2 separate regions of the Homo sapiens genome follow, and region 2 is linked to region 1. Evidence: chromatin contacts called from ENCODE Hi-C or POLR2A ChIA-PET data. All regions are on one chromosome and are shown on one strand. The core of a region is the stretch at or near the end of the contact, and the rest is flanking DNA. Distances in the headings are between cores, read along the strand shown.

Evidence for each region. Hi-C counts contacts between places; a loop is a spot of excess contacts on that map. ChIA-PET counts read pairs that join two places held with the same protein, here RNA polymerase II (POLR2A). Pooled maps may share reads with other maps.
Region 2: a pooled map shows a loop between it and region 1 (3-fold over the local background). The contact joins two enhancer-like sites. A Hi-C loop is called at or near these places in 1 of 168 maps with a recorded cell type or tissue (dorsolateral prefrontal cortex) and 2 of 50 pooled maps. POLR2A ChIA-PET finds 5 or more read pairs at or near these places in 3 of 52 experiments (HepG2, activated CD4-positive, alpha-beta T cell and activated T-cell).

The regions. Positions count from the first base shown.
Region 1 is chr6:150,569,169-150,575,394 of GRCh38, forward strand. It overlaps LOC124901429 (a long non-coding RNA gene), which reads right to left. Exons shown (of 2, transcript XR_007059810.1): 2 at 3,749-4,269. Among named protein-coding and RNA genes, the nearest start is that of PLEKHG1, 28 kb to the right of the region's middle. Within about 2 kb of position 3,982, at least 2 of the 41 ENCODE cell types and tissues checked have a DNase peak (open chromatin) inside an H3K27ac peak, as active enhancers do.
Region 2 is chr6:150,810,586-150,816,811 of GRCh38, forward strand. All of the region lies in intron 11 of PLEKHG1 (pleckstrin homology and RhoGEF domain containing G1), which reads left to right. Among named protein-coding and RNA genes, the nearest start is that of MTHFD1L, 52 kb to the right of the region's middle. RefSeq lists enhancers at 2,775-2,874, 3,115-3,264. Within about 2 kb of position 3,491, at least 10 of the 41 ENCODE cell types and tissues checked have a DNase peak (open chromatin) inside an H3K27ac peak, as active enhancers do.

The DNA of each region.
Region 1 (6,226 bases), core at 2,732-5,231:
CATTGAGCAGGAGAGCTTGTTGATTCCAAATCAACACAGAGTGAGTGTGCGTGGGTATATTCTGCTCGGAAGTCAATTCCTTCATTCATCAGCTGATAATGAAAACAAAATACTTTGTTTCTGGAAGGGGGGGGATCTATGGAGCCATATATCCAAGAGATGTCAAGAGGCCCCAGTTCATTAAAACTATGAGGAATGAGGTGCCAGAATGAGGCTGGAACCATTTAAGATTAGTGGCTGGGATCAAAGGTCTGTGATGAAGTCTTGGGAATTGTCAGCAGCTGATGTAGGCACAAGGATGAAAGAAAGATTATTTCATGATGCTAAGGTTTTCATTTTCTGGTTATAAATCAGTATTTGTTTATGTCAGTTTACCTTAATGGGAACATTTAGTCACATAAGATATTTTAATATAATTTATTACTGCCCCAAGTCGAAAACACCAAGAGATACAAGACCCTGCAGGGAAGGAATCCCTGCTTAGAGTGCAGATGGCCAGTTCCATGCTCAGGACTGCCAGCTGCTGCTGGACGCCTCTAGTCTTTTCTTCTCTTTCTCTGTTGATACATTTAGGGATCCCAAAAGGCGATCCCTTGCTTAAACTTATATCCCTAGCTACTTGCCTTCTGTCCTGCTCTGTCGTTTTCTTGCTCAAGTCTTCAAGCCTGTGTTTGAAGACCCCACTCTTTCACCCATTTATTCCCTTCTTCAATCCCTGAAATTCCCACCACCACCTCTGGATGGGACCTGCACTTTCAAAAGCTTCTCTGATCTCCTTCTCTCTCCTCTTCTTCCTCCTCTCTCTGTCTCTCACTTCCCCCAACTTTCTCCCCTCTACTCTTTGCCTGCCCTCTCTCCCCAATTCGAATTCAGTGGTTTGATTGACCTCTCATTCTTTCCAGCCCTTGTTTGATCTTGGACTTTTTTTTTTTTAGACGGAGTTTTGCTCGTGCTGCCCAGGCTGGAGTGCAATGGCGTGATCTTGGCTCACCACAACCTCCACCTCCCAGGTTCAAGCAAATCTCCTCTCTCAGCTTCCCGAGTAGCTGGGTTTGCTGTCATGCGCCACTATGTCTGGCTAATTTTGTATTCTTAGTAGAGATGGGGTTTCTCCATGTTGGTCAGGCTGGTCTCAAACTCCTGACCTCAGGTGATCCGCCCACCTCAGCCTCCCAAAGCGCTGGGATTACAGGCGTGAGCCACCGCACCTGGCCCTCACGTCTCTATCTTTAGCTCTCTTTCTTCTCCCCCATCTCCTCTGCAGACCCTTCATTTACTCTATGACGCCATCCAAATCGTCATCTCCAGTGTTACTTTCTTATGTGACTACAGTCAATTCAGCTAAACTCAACACAGATTGGGCGCCAACCCCTGTGCCCAGCTGCTTATGAGATCGCTCTCACTATCTGTCCTGGTGGTGCTGTGGGCTGCAAATGCCCAGTGCTTAGTATCTTCCCTCCTAAATGACCTCCCTTCCCATAGGTCCCCTATCTGTCATCACTCATCCTGCTTCCTGTCTTTGAAGTGAAAAACCCTACCGTTTGATTCTTTCCTATTCCTCAGTTATAATATCCAAGCTGTCAGGTTTCTGACTTCAACAGCCCTCTTTGGTATAGCCTTTCTTTGCCCCGTCCCCAACTGCGATATTCATTTGGTTTCTTTCCTTTTGGCAGAGATTTCCATGTCTCCTGTAACAGTGCTCCTTCTACTGCTTCTTCCTGCACCAGGGCAATCTTTCATCTCCCACACCTATCCCTCCTCCTAGCATTGCAGCAGCCTGTAGCAGCATCTATAAGCTCTCCAGAGAACTCACAAGTCTTCCTGTCCAGGCTGCAGGATACAGCAGAGTCCGAGTGGCCAGGATTTGAAGCCTAATTCTGTGCCACAGTTTACCGAAGGCTTGCATGTGTATTCCTACCACATTGTCCTCCTAATAGCCCTGTGCAGTATAACGAGCAAAGGAACAGATGAATTAACCACAGATAATGAAACAAGAGTTTAGGCTGGTTCAATGCTTGCCCAAGGTTTAAGAGCTGATGACTGGTAGAAGCAGGACTCACATCACTCAAGTCTCAGGGGCAGAGCCCAGAGTTCCCTTGTATCTTTCAGAAACTAAACAATGATCGTTTTGTTTTGCTGAAATCTCCCAGTGGACCCTCACTGTCAGTGAAACCAAGTCTAATTTTATTAACCTGGCTCTCAAGATGGAACCCTCATGGTCTGGTTCCAAGTTACTTCTCTAGATTTATTTCCTGGAAAAATAAACTTATATACTGGATTCATGTACCACACTCCAGGAAAAGGTACCCCCTACAACTCATAGCTGATCCCCAGCTTCAACCTATTTTATAGTCAATTCTCCTTGCAGCAGCCAGAGTTGTCCTTCAGTAACGTGAATGAGCTCATGCTTTGCTCTACATTCTCAAGATAAAATCCCAAGTCATTACTGTGGTGCACCAAGCCCCGTATGATCTGGCCCTGAGGGTCTCTTTAACCTCATCTCTATAATTCACCTGCTTGGTAACTTGCCACGTTGGTTCATTTGTGTTCATTGGATACACTCTGCTGTTCCCTCTGCAGGCCCTTTAAGAGTGCTAGTCGCTCCACCTGTGGTGCTACATCCCCCAACACCTGCATGGTGGCCCCTGTCACTTCCAGAAGATTTTTGTTTGTTAGAAGGGCTTCCCTGATGACCCTCTTAAAAATATGTCCTTTGTCACTCTCTGCCCCTTATCCTGCTTTTATTTATTTATTTGTTTTTTTTTTTTTTTTTTTTTTGAGACACAGTCTCACTCTGCTGCCCACGCTGGAGTGCAGTGGCATGATCTCAGCTCACTGCAACCTCCACCTCCTGGGTCCAAGCAACTCTCATGCCTCAGCCTCCCGAGTAGCTGGGATTACAGGCGTGCACCACCACACCTGGCTAACTTTTGTATTTTTAGTAGAGATAGGGTTTCATCATGTTGGTCAGGATGGTCTAGAACTCCTGGACTCAAGTGATCTGCATGCTTCGGTCTCCCAAAGTGCTGGAATTATAGGCGTCAGCCACTGCACCTGGCCAGCTTTAATTTTATTTTCAGTGCCTAACAGCACCTGGCATATTATGGTATTTGTTTCGTGTCTTTCTCCTGCTATTAAAGCACAAGCTCCTTGAGGGCAGGGACTTTGTGTGCTCAGTTTATTCCTGGATTCCTAACACTGAGAACCATGCCTGCTGCACAGTAGCAAACATTTCCCAAACGAATCAGTTCATCAGTAAAAACAAGGCTGCTTGTTGTTTGGTGTCTCTACATTATTACCTATGCTGTCCTTTCTGCCTGGAATTTGTGGAACGTCCACTTTGCACCAGATCCTGCAAAAGACCTCAATGCTGTACTCTCTCTGCCTATTACTACCCAATTCACTGCACAGCTAAAATGTCATATTTTCCTGACCATCTCCAATCACTTCATCTGCTAGTGGTCTACTCTTGTCTACACCCCAATAGCCATGTCTTTGCATCCCTTTTATGACATTTATTGCCCCCTATCTGTAGTGAGGTTATTTGTGTACCAGATCCAATTCTCATTGTATTTGGGACAGTGCCTGGCACAGACTTTAACACATAGTATTTGAATAGAGTAGTATTTAGAGATACACTATGAGAGCATAATTGTGTATTCAATTCAATGTATAAATAGAAAAGTAAATATAAGTGGAAAAGCCTAGAATAGGTGCAAGAGTGTAAGTAACAAAAGGAAGAGAAAAATGGAGGAAAAACCCAAGAGGAGCAGAGATTTATTATCCTTCCAGAAAACACACATCCTTCTTTAGGTTAATCCCTTTCCATGAGAAAATGGCCTGGAGAAGATGACTGGTTAATTTCAGACACCCTTGACTTCCATTTGTCTATTGGAAGTCAGCTGGATGGCTGTGGGAGCTGGAGGGGCGGAGATAAGGACAGATGGCTATCACTGCTTGCAGTCTTCCGAGGGAGGAGCCGGTCCTGCCTGGGCCTACAGTTGTCAGCACTTTCCCCCGCTGGCCCTGCTGACACTGTTCTGACACCCTGTGCACCACCAGAAAGTTCACTGACCCTTCACAAGCAGGGGTCATAGGTCCATTTCCCAGCGTCATCAGGAATCACTCCAGGCTGTGCACTGACCCAGCTCAGGGAGCAGTGGCCAGCGATGTCAGCCAGCAGGAGCAGGGCAGGGCCCCAGGCAGGGGGGCTGGGGGCAATCTCAGACGAAATCAAAACCTTCATTGCAAAGTCCTGGGTGGTGGCTTCTGAGGAGAACATAAGAAACAGGAGGAGGGAGCAGTGGTAGAGGGGCCTCTCTGCAAGGGGTGCTGGAGGCGACTGCAGTGAGGTGTTTCCTGGTGAGTGGGTCAGATCAGCTCACACAGTGGGGATGAGCTCACAGAGAGTGGGCTGAGAGCAGACCAGGAGTGCACAGGTGGCTGCCCTGTCAGCCTTTTCCGGGAGTGGTGGTGGCGCTTGCAACAACTGCTCTGGCTTTGTCCCCTGCTGACCCAGTGCCAGCAGTCTTCTGCATTTACCCCAAGTTCATCTGCACCCCTTTCTTCCCCAGCCTTACCCCTCGCTCCCTTCCACGAGAGGCAGTATGAATAGACACTAAGTGTGGCATCCAAAAAGCCTCAAGCTCTGAAGAAGAGCCATATAACCCCCCTGCACCTTGATTTCTCCATCTGTAGAATGAGTAGGAGAATACTTACCTGCTCTATGCCTCAAATGAAATGCTTATGAAAAATTGCTACTAAACCATCATGCATACGGTACTCATGTTAGTTTTCTTTAGCCTCCCAGCTTATTTATTTCTTGTCTTCCTCATCTTTGCTTACCTGCCCCTTTACAAATCTGCTGTAATATGGGCAAATCATATTTGTAAAAATGCAATTAAGACAAATATAAAGGTTCAACCCCTGAAAAGAGGTAGCTTTGTGCTTATGTGTATAAACCAAAACCAAAATCTTATTTTTGTTCAAAATTTCAGGGCATTACAGATATTTTGCTTTAGGACATAAAAATATTACTTACAACTGATTGAAACAGGTCACACTAATTTTGTGTCAGATCGCCTTTGTTGGGTGCAGGAGATGATGTTTCTTCAACAGATCTAAGCACCGTGGGTGGCTTTTACTAAAGTGGGGTCCGAGGTTGCTTCGTGAGGTGATTCTAAGTGCGAGTGGGAATTGTTCTAGACCAGCTTTACACCTCCTGCCCCCCAAATTTCTCTCTCTTGCCTACTTGTGATCCCTAAAATGTCACCATCAATTAAATAAGGCAAGAGTACCAGGCTAGAATGACAAGCAATGTTCTCTCATGGACATGATTTAACTCTAGCTCATGTCCAACTTAGAACAACTTTCTAGAAGATAGTACAGAAGAGAACAACTATTTATGCATCTGACACAGAAGAGGGAGTGGTTAAAAGATTTTTGTGAACAAAAAGAGGAAGGAAGCAGTTAGACACTGCTTCTGGCCTCAAAGAGTTTCTGAGGTTCGAAGGGGCGCGCTTACTCATGCTTACTCCAGAGTCGGGCTTCTGTCTGGTGTGGGCTTCCCTGGACAGGTACAGTAAGAGTGCCTTACCTGGCCAGCCAAGAAGACAACAGAGGGTGCTGGACATCTGCGTGGGGGAGATGGGTGGGAGAGGTGGAGTCACCTCAAAGGAGGAGAAAGCACTGCCGTGTAAGGCGGGATGTTCTCTAATGCTATCACCACATATGGCTGAACTTGGTCTGTATGTATTAGATAGACAAGTAGGAGGTGCCATCTCCTATTTATTGTGTCCTACTATAATAAAAAAAAACCAGGCTGGGCACGGTGGCTCATGCCTGTAATCACAACACTTTGGGAGGCCAAGGCAGGCAGATCACCTGAGGTCAGGAGTTCGAGACCAGCCTGGCCAACGTGGTGAAACCCTATCTCTATTAAAAATATAAAAATTAGCCAGGTATGGTGGTGCATGCCTGTAATCCCAGCTACTCAGAAGGCTGAGGCGGGAGAATCAGCCTTGAACCTGGGAGGCAGAGGTTGCAGTGAGCCAAGATCACACAATTGCACTCCAGCCTGGACAACAGAGTGAGATTCTGACTCAAAAACAAAACAACAACAACAACAAAACCCAGCTACCTTTTCTTGCATACGTACTCTGTGTCAAGTACTATTCAAAGTCCTTTACATTTAAGCCTTACAGCAACTCTTTGAGGGAGGTCTATT
Region 2 (6,226 bases), core at 2,241-4,740, 240 kb after region 1:
AGGAACTACATCTCAGCTAAACCAGCCATTAACATCAAAAAGACTCACATGGGGCCAGGCACAGTGGCTCACTTTGGGAGGCACTAGCACCTTGGGAGGCTGAGGTGGGCAGATCACCTCAAGTCAGGAGTTAAAGACCAGCCTGGCCAACATGGTGAATCCCCATCTCTACTACAAATACAAAAATTAGCTGGGTGTGGTAGCACGTGCCTGTAGTCCCAGCTACTCAGGAGGCTGAGGCAGGAGAATCGCTTGAACCCAGGAGGCGGAGGTTGCAGTAAGCCGAGATCGTGCCATTGCACTCCAGCCTGGGTGACAGAGCAAGATCCTGTCTCAAGAAAAAAAAAAAAAGATTCACATGAATTGCAGGCTCTGTGGAGGTGGTGGTGTTTTTCCTTTTGGGGCTTAAAAGAAGATCAAGTTATGAGAATTATTCAAAGGTGCATGAAGCACCTATGGGTGTAAAGCTGTGCTGGGTCCCATGAGGGTGCTCGGGAGACAAGATACAGATTCGGCCAAGAAGGAATCTGTAGATGGGGAGCCAGCTGCCAAGCCATGAACCGTTTGCCAACCATGAAGACATAACAGAGTATAACCCAGGTGTTGTGGAAGAATAAAGTGTTCAATTGCGTTGAGTGGAGAGAGGAAGGAAAACATCTTTTACCTCAGTCTTAAAGGATAGGGAATGTTTTTTTTTTTTTAAAGACAGGATCTTACTCTGTCGCCCAGGCTGGAGCACAGTGGTGCAAACATGGCTCACTGCAGCCTTGACCTCCTGGGCTCAAGACATCCCACCACCTCAGCCTCCCAGAATAGCTGGGACCACAGGCTTGTGCCACCACACCAAGCTAATTTTTGTATTTTTGGTAAAGGTGTAGTCTCATCATCTTGCCCAGGCTGGTTTCAAACTCCTGGGTTCAAGTGATCTGCCTGCCTCAGCCTTTCCAAAGTGTTGGGATGACAGGCATGAGCCACTGTGCCCAGTCTTAGGAATATTTTTATTAAGTGGGAAAAAAGGAATTAAGGAAACCAGACCTAGAGACCTGCATTAAAAAAAAAAAAAAAGAGAGAATGTATGCGCTGTGTTCAGGGCGCACAGACGGTGCCAGGATGGGAGGGCTGAGTTCTCAGGGACTGAGGCAGGGGCTGGGGCAGGGACGGGAAGGGCAGGAGCCCCTGGAGGGCTGTGAGCATGTGCTCTGAGGAATCTGGACGCGTTCACACTGGGAAATTACTGCAGGCTTTGGAGGAAGGGGAGATGGCGCAGTCAGTCCTGTGTTCTGAGAGTGTAACTTTGGGGACAAGGTGACAAATAAGTGGCAGGAGTGAGGTTGGAGGCTGGAGAAGATAGTAACCCACCACCATGGCCTAGAAAGGAGCTGAGCAGTGCTGCCGTGGAGCCACAGCGACAGAGGGAACAAATGCAGAAAGTGCCACTGAGGCAGGAGGCAGGATTTTGCCCACTAAAAGTCAAGGCTGAGTCAGGGGTTGAAGGAGAGCATGGTACTGTGAGTTCTGAGACAGGCAGGGAGAGGAACCTGTGAGATGGGAGTGAGAGAGAGGAGCCCTCTGCTCTCACTGGCACCCGTGCTGCTGGGCAGGGTCAGCCACAGGTGGAAATTCAGGTCTTGGAAGCTAAGGATCAGGAGACTCTTGCTAGAGGCAGTAATTGAAGCCCTAAGGTTTAATAAGATGGCCCACAAAAATGTGCAAAGGAAAGATGAACCCTTGGGAATCCCAACATCTAAGTGATCAGCAAGCGGGTGGGGGGATTTGGAGAACAGCCAAAGAAAGATTGAAAGAGTAGCAGAGGAGGCAGGGAGGATGTCTGAGGAGAAGGCACTGCGCTAACAAGGAAAAAGCACATCTCAGAGATGGGGGAGACACAGTCTCAAAGGCTGCCGAGGTCAAGGAGATTTAAACAGAAAAGCAGATTTTATATTTGGCAACTAAGAGAAAAGGGAGAGATCACAGTGGGTTGCAGAAAAAGGGGGATTAAGAAGGAACGGAATGGGTATAGACTTTTTTATATGTAAAGTTCACAAAAGGAAGAAAAAATGATAGTTTGGAGAGAAAGGCAAGAGCAAAGCAAGACTTCTCGTCTGGCTCGAATGCCGAGTCCATGAGCAGATGGCAGGGAAGGAGGAGGAAGGTGGGAGAGGAGACAGTGGCTCACTTCTTGTTGGAACGGGGCCTGGGGAGGTGGGAAGGAAGAGGATGGGACACACAGGAATAGGGGCTCATCTTGGAAAGGGCTGGAAGCATCTCTCTGAACCAAGGGAGAAAAAGATGAAAGACAGAGGAACTTTGAGGTGGACTTGGGGGAAGACAAAGGGTTCGATTTCACTCGTGCAGATAATAAAGTCATCTGCTGAGTGAGTGAAGCAGAGAGCAGGGGTGTCTGAGGGAAAGTGGAAAGGATCAGAAGAACACTTGCTGGCCGGGCGCGGTGGCTCACACCTGTAATCCCAGCACTTTGGGAGGCGGAGGCGGGCAGATCACGAGGTCAGGAGATCAAGACCATCCTGGCTAACACGGTGAAACCCCATCTCTACTAAAAATACAAAAAATTAGCTAGGCGTGGTGGCGGGTGCCTGTAGTCCCAGCTACGCGGGAGGCTGAGGCAGGAGAATGGCGTGAACCCGGGAGGCGGAGCTTGCATTGAGCCGAGATCACGCCACTGCACTACGGCCTGGGCGACAGAGTGAGACTCTGTCTCAAAAAAAAAAAAAAACAAAATGGACCAGTCACTAGAGATGACTAGAATAGCCTGTGAAAGACATCAAAGACCCAACTGAGGCTGGCCCCCATGAATCAGTGTGATGACGTCATTTCAAAATCTGCTCAGCAGCTTGGAAACTACTGGTGAAAACCGTGGTGTGTGTGGGTTCCTCCAGGTTGGGAACCGGCAGAGCTGGTAGGGGAAGGTTCCCAGGGCGGGGGTGGGGAGGGTGCCAGTGAGCACGCAGTTGCAGTAATTGGGCATGACATTAGGCTGAGTGAAGAGGAAAACCAGCTGGCGACAGAGGCGTGGGGTGAGGGACTGCAGTATTGTCATAAAGCCCGGTTCAGCAGGACTTAATGTGAGAGAGAAGGAAATACCCTAATCTGTAATTGAAGAAGGGACTTTTGGAGTCCTGCCTTAGAGGTGGGACGGTTTTGAGTGTGATCAGGTTCTGGAGGTGGCTCTGATTCTGTGCTGCTGCTCTGGAGTGGAGGAAAAGGTCATTAGAAAGTGGTCAAGGAACTAGGGTGGTGGGTGGATTATTCACATGGATGGTGAAACAGTCCAAGTTGGGGCTGGGAGGAGTGAGGTGGAGCAGACAATGGGATGATGATCATGAAAATTGAACTGGGTGGAAAATAAGGGCTGAGATTTCTGAGAAAGGGGACAGTCTGTTTTGTTCTCTGTATATTTTGACAAGCATTTGAAGCTTGTTCTCAGGACTGCCAGCAATGATTTGGTCCTCAGGAAATGAATGTGCATAGGTGTGGACTTGGACCTAAGCATGAGTTTTCATTTCGTCAGGGTGTTATGAGATGAAAGGGAGCTCATGCAGAGAGGGGACTGCATTTTCTTTATGATTAGTCATTTTGTTGCTGGCCTGGTGCCTTAGAATGCCCTTCTGAGCAATGGCAGAGTATCTTTGATGGGCCCCACCCATTGTTTACCTGTCTGCTGGGAAAATCAAAATTGCTAACAAGATTCTGAAAGGCAGTTACAAAATGAGACCCCCTTACATACCTGTCTTTCTCCCACGCTAGGCGTGTGTGCCTCAGGAAGTTCCCTTTAAGTATTCAAATGGTTAATATAGTCAATATAACATCGTACTTTCTCCCCAAGTTGTCGATCCTTTCTATCTAAAAACATCTTTTCAGTTACAACTTATTGAGCATACACACTGTGCTGAGTACTTTATATTCTTATTTCACCCTCACCAAAATATGTTATGAGGTAGTTCTTATTCTTCCCATTCTAGAAAAAATAAAAACAGAGGCTGAGAGACATTAAATAAACTGCCCAAGTTTATATAACTAGTACATGACCAAGCCTGGATTGGTCTATCTGGCTCCAAAGAGCATCCTAACCACATTATTCCCACTGGCAATAAAAACACCTTTTTTTGTTTTGTTTTGTTTTGAAACAGCGTCTCACTCTGTCACCCAGGCTGGAGTGCAGTGGTGCAATCTCCATACAAGAAAAAGCACACTGCCACCTCCACCTTCTGGGTTCAAGTATTCTTGTGCCTCAGCCACCCGAGTAGCTGGGACTACAGGCGCACACCACCACACCTGGCTAATTTTTGTATTTTTAGTAGAGATGAGGTTTCACCATGTTGGCCAGGCTGGTCTCGAACTCCCGGCCTCAAGTGATCCACCTGCCTCAGCCTCTCCCAAAGTGCTAGGATTACAGGCACAAGCCACCACACCCAGCCTCAAACACGCTTGTCTAATATACTTTATTCACTATAATGTAATCATAATTTTCTATTTAAGCAGGATTATCATTAAAGTGAACTTTCCACATCTTTCCTCGAGATTATTTCTTATTTTCCTAAAGTTTTCAAAATGTATTTCTATTATTTCTGTGAAATGAATGCATAGTGGGAAATTTTAAACATCAAGAAATGTATCACCAGTCTAATAATGTCAACACAGCTGTGGGAAACTCATTAGTTACAGCCTCCCAGCTGCCTTCCGTTCTTTTAATTCAATGATGGTCCTTGGCTGACACCTAGTGGAAATCCTGGAAACAGTACTTTAAAAATTAAATGTCCAGACAAAAAAAAATTCTTGAAGTCAGCTTTACAGATACCAGGGAACTTCTTGGAAATAGCCATATTGCCCATTAGTATATGTGGTAAATAAATTTAACTCTTCTCCAAATTAATTGAAAATAAAGGTGAAGGTATTTTGCATTTTATATATTAGTATGTTTCTGTAATTGCACTTCCCAGAGAGAGACTGAGCTAACATTTGTGTTTGCAAGTAATTTCAACTCATAATCTCAAACTCTGAATGTATGAGAGAGATAGCTATCAGGTTACAAAAATTGAAGCATTTGTTTTCTCTAAGGTGACTGTGTTGAGGCTCCCCCAAGCCCCACACTTTTTCACTAAACGTGATCGCCACTTAGCCGAAATATTTGTACTGGGATATCACAGATGGTAGCAAAATAGAGTAAAATTATTTTAAAAGTTATTTTTAGCATAGTGTTTTGTAGGTTAAATTATACTACCCTTAAAAAATGAAAATAACTTTAAAGAGGCAAGAAAGGCTACAATCCCCTAGGACAGTGGTCTTCAACCTTTTGGGCACCAGGGATTGGTTTTGTGGAAGATAATTTTTCCACGGATGGAGGCAGGGGGAGGCTTTTGGGATGATGAAAGCACATTACGTTTATTGTGCACTTTATTTCTATTACTACATGGTAATATATAATGAAATCGTTCTACAGCTCACCATAATGTGGAATCAGTGGGAGCCCTGAGCTTGTTCTAGCCCTGAGCAACTAGACAGTCCCATCTGGGGGTGATGGGAGACAGCGACACCCCAAGTGTGTTGCTTATGTCCAGTCTGCTCTCATCTTATTTTGGTCACTGTCACTGCAGAAAACCCTGCTTCACAAAGATAGGATGTTGGAAATGGAAGCAGGCTTTTGTGCTTTTGTGGCAATCTCAGGATATTCGCCTGGACTTTAATCCAGAATGTAAGGAGGTTTGAAGTTGTCTCAAACATACTTTTTTTTTTTTTTTTTTTTTTTTTTTTTTTGAGATGGAGTCTCATTCTGTTGCCTAGGCTGGAGTGCAGTGGTGCTGCAACCTCTGCCTTCCCAGGTTCAAGCAATTCTCCTGCCTCAGCCTCCTGAGTAGCTGGGATGTCAGGCACACACCACCACGCACAGCTAATTTTTGTATTTTTAGTAGAGACGGTTTCACCGTGTTGGTCAGGCTGGTCTTGAACTCCTGACCTCGTGATCTGCCCGCCTCAGCCTCTCAAAGTGCTGAGATCATAGGCGTGAGATACCACGCCCGGCCTCAAACATACTTTTAAGGCCACCAGATGCAGCTGTACAATTGAAGTACATCAACTCACTTGCCACGATAAAGCCTGCCACCAGATGCAGCTTAATTGCTCCTTGACACTCACTGACAGGGTTTTGATATGAATCTGCAAGCAATTGATTTATTATGGTCTCTGTGCAGTCAAACCTCTCTGCTAACGT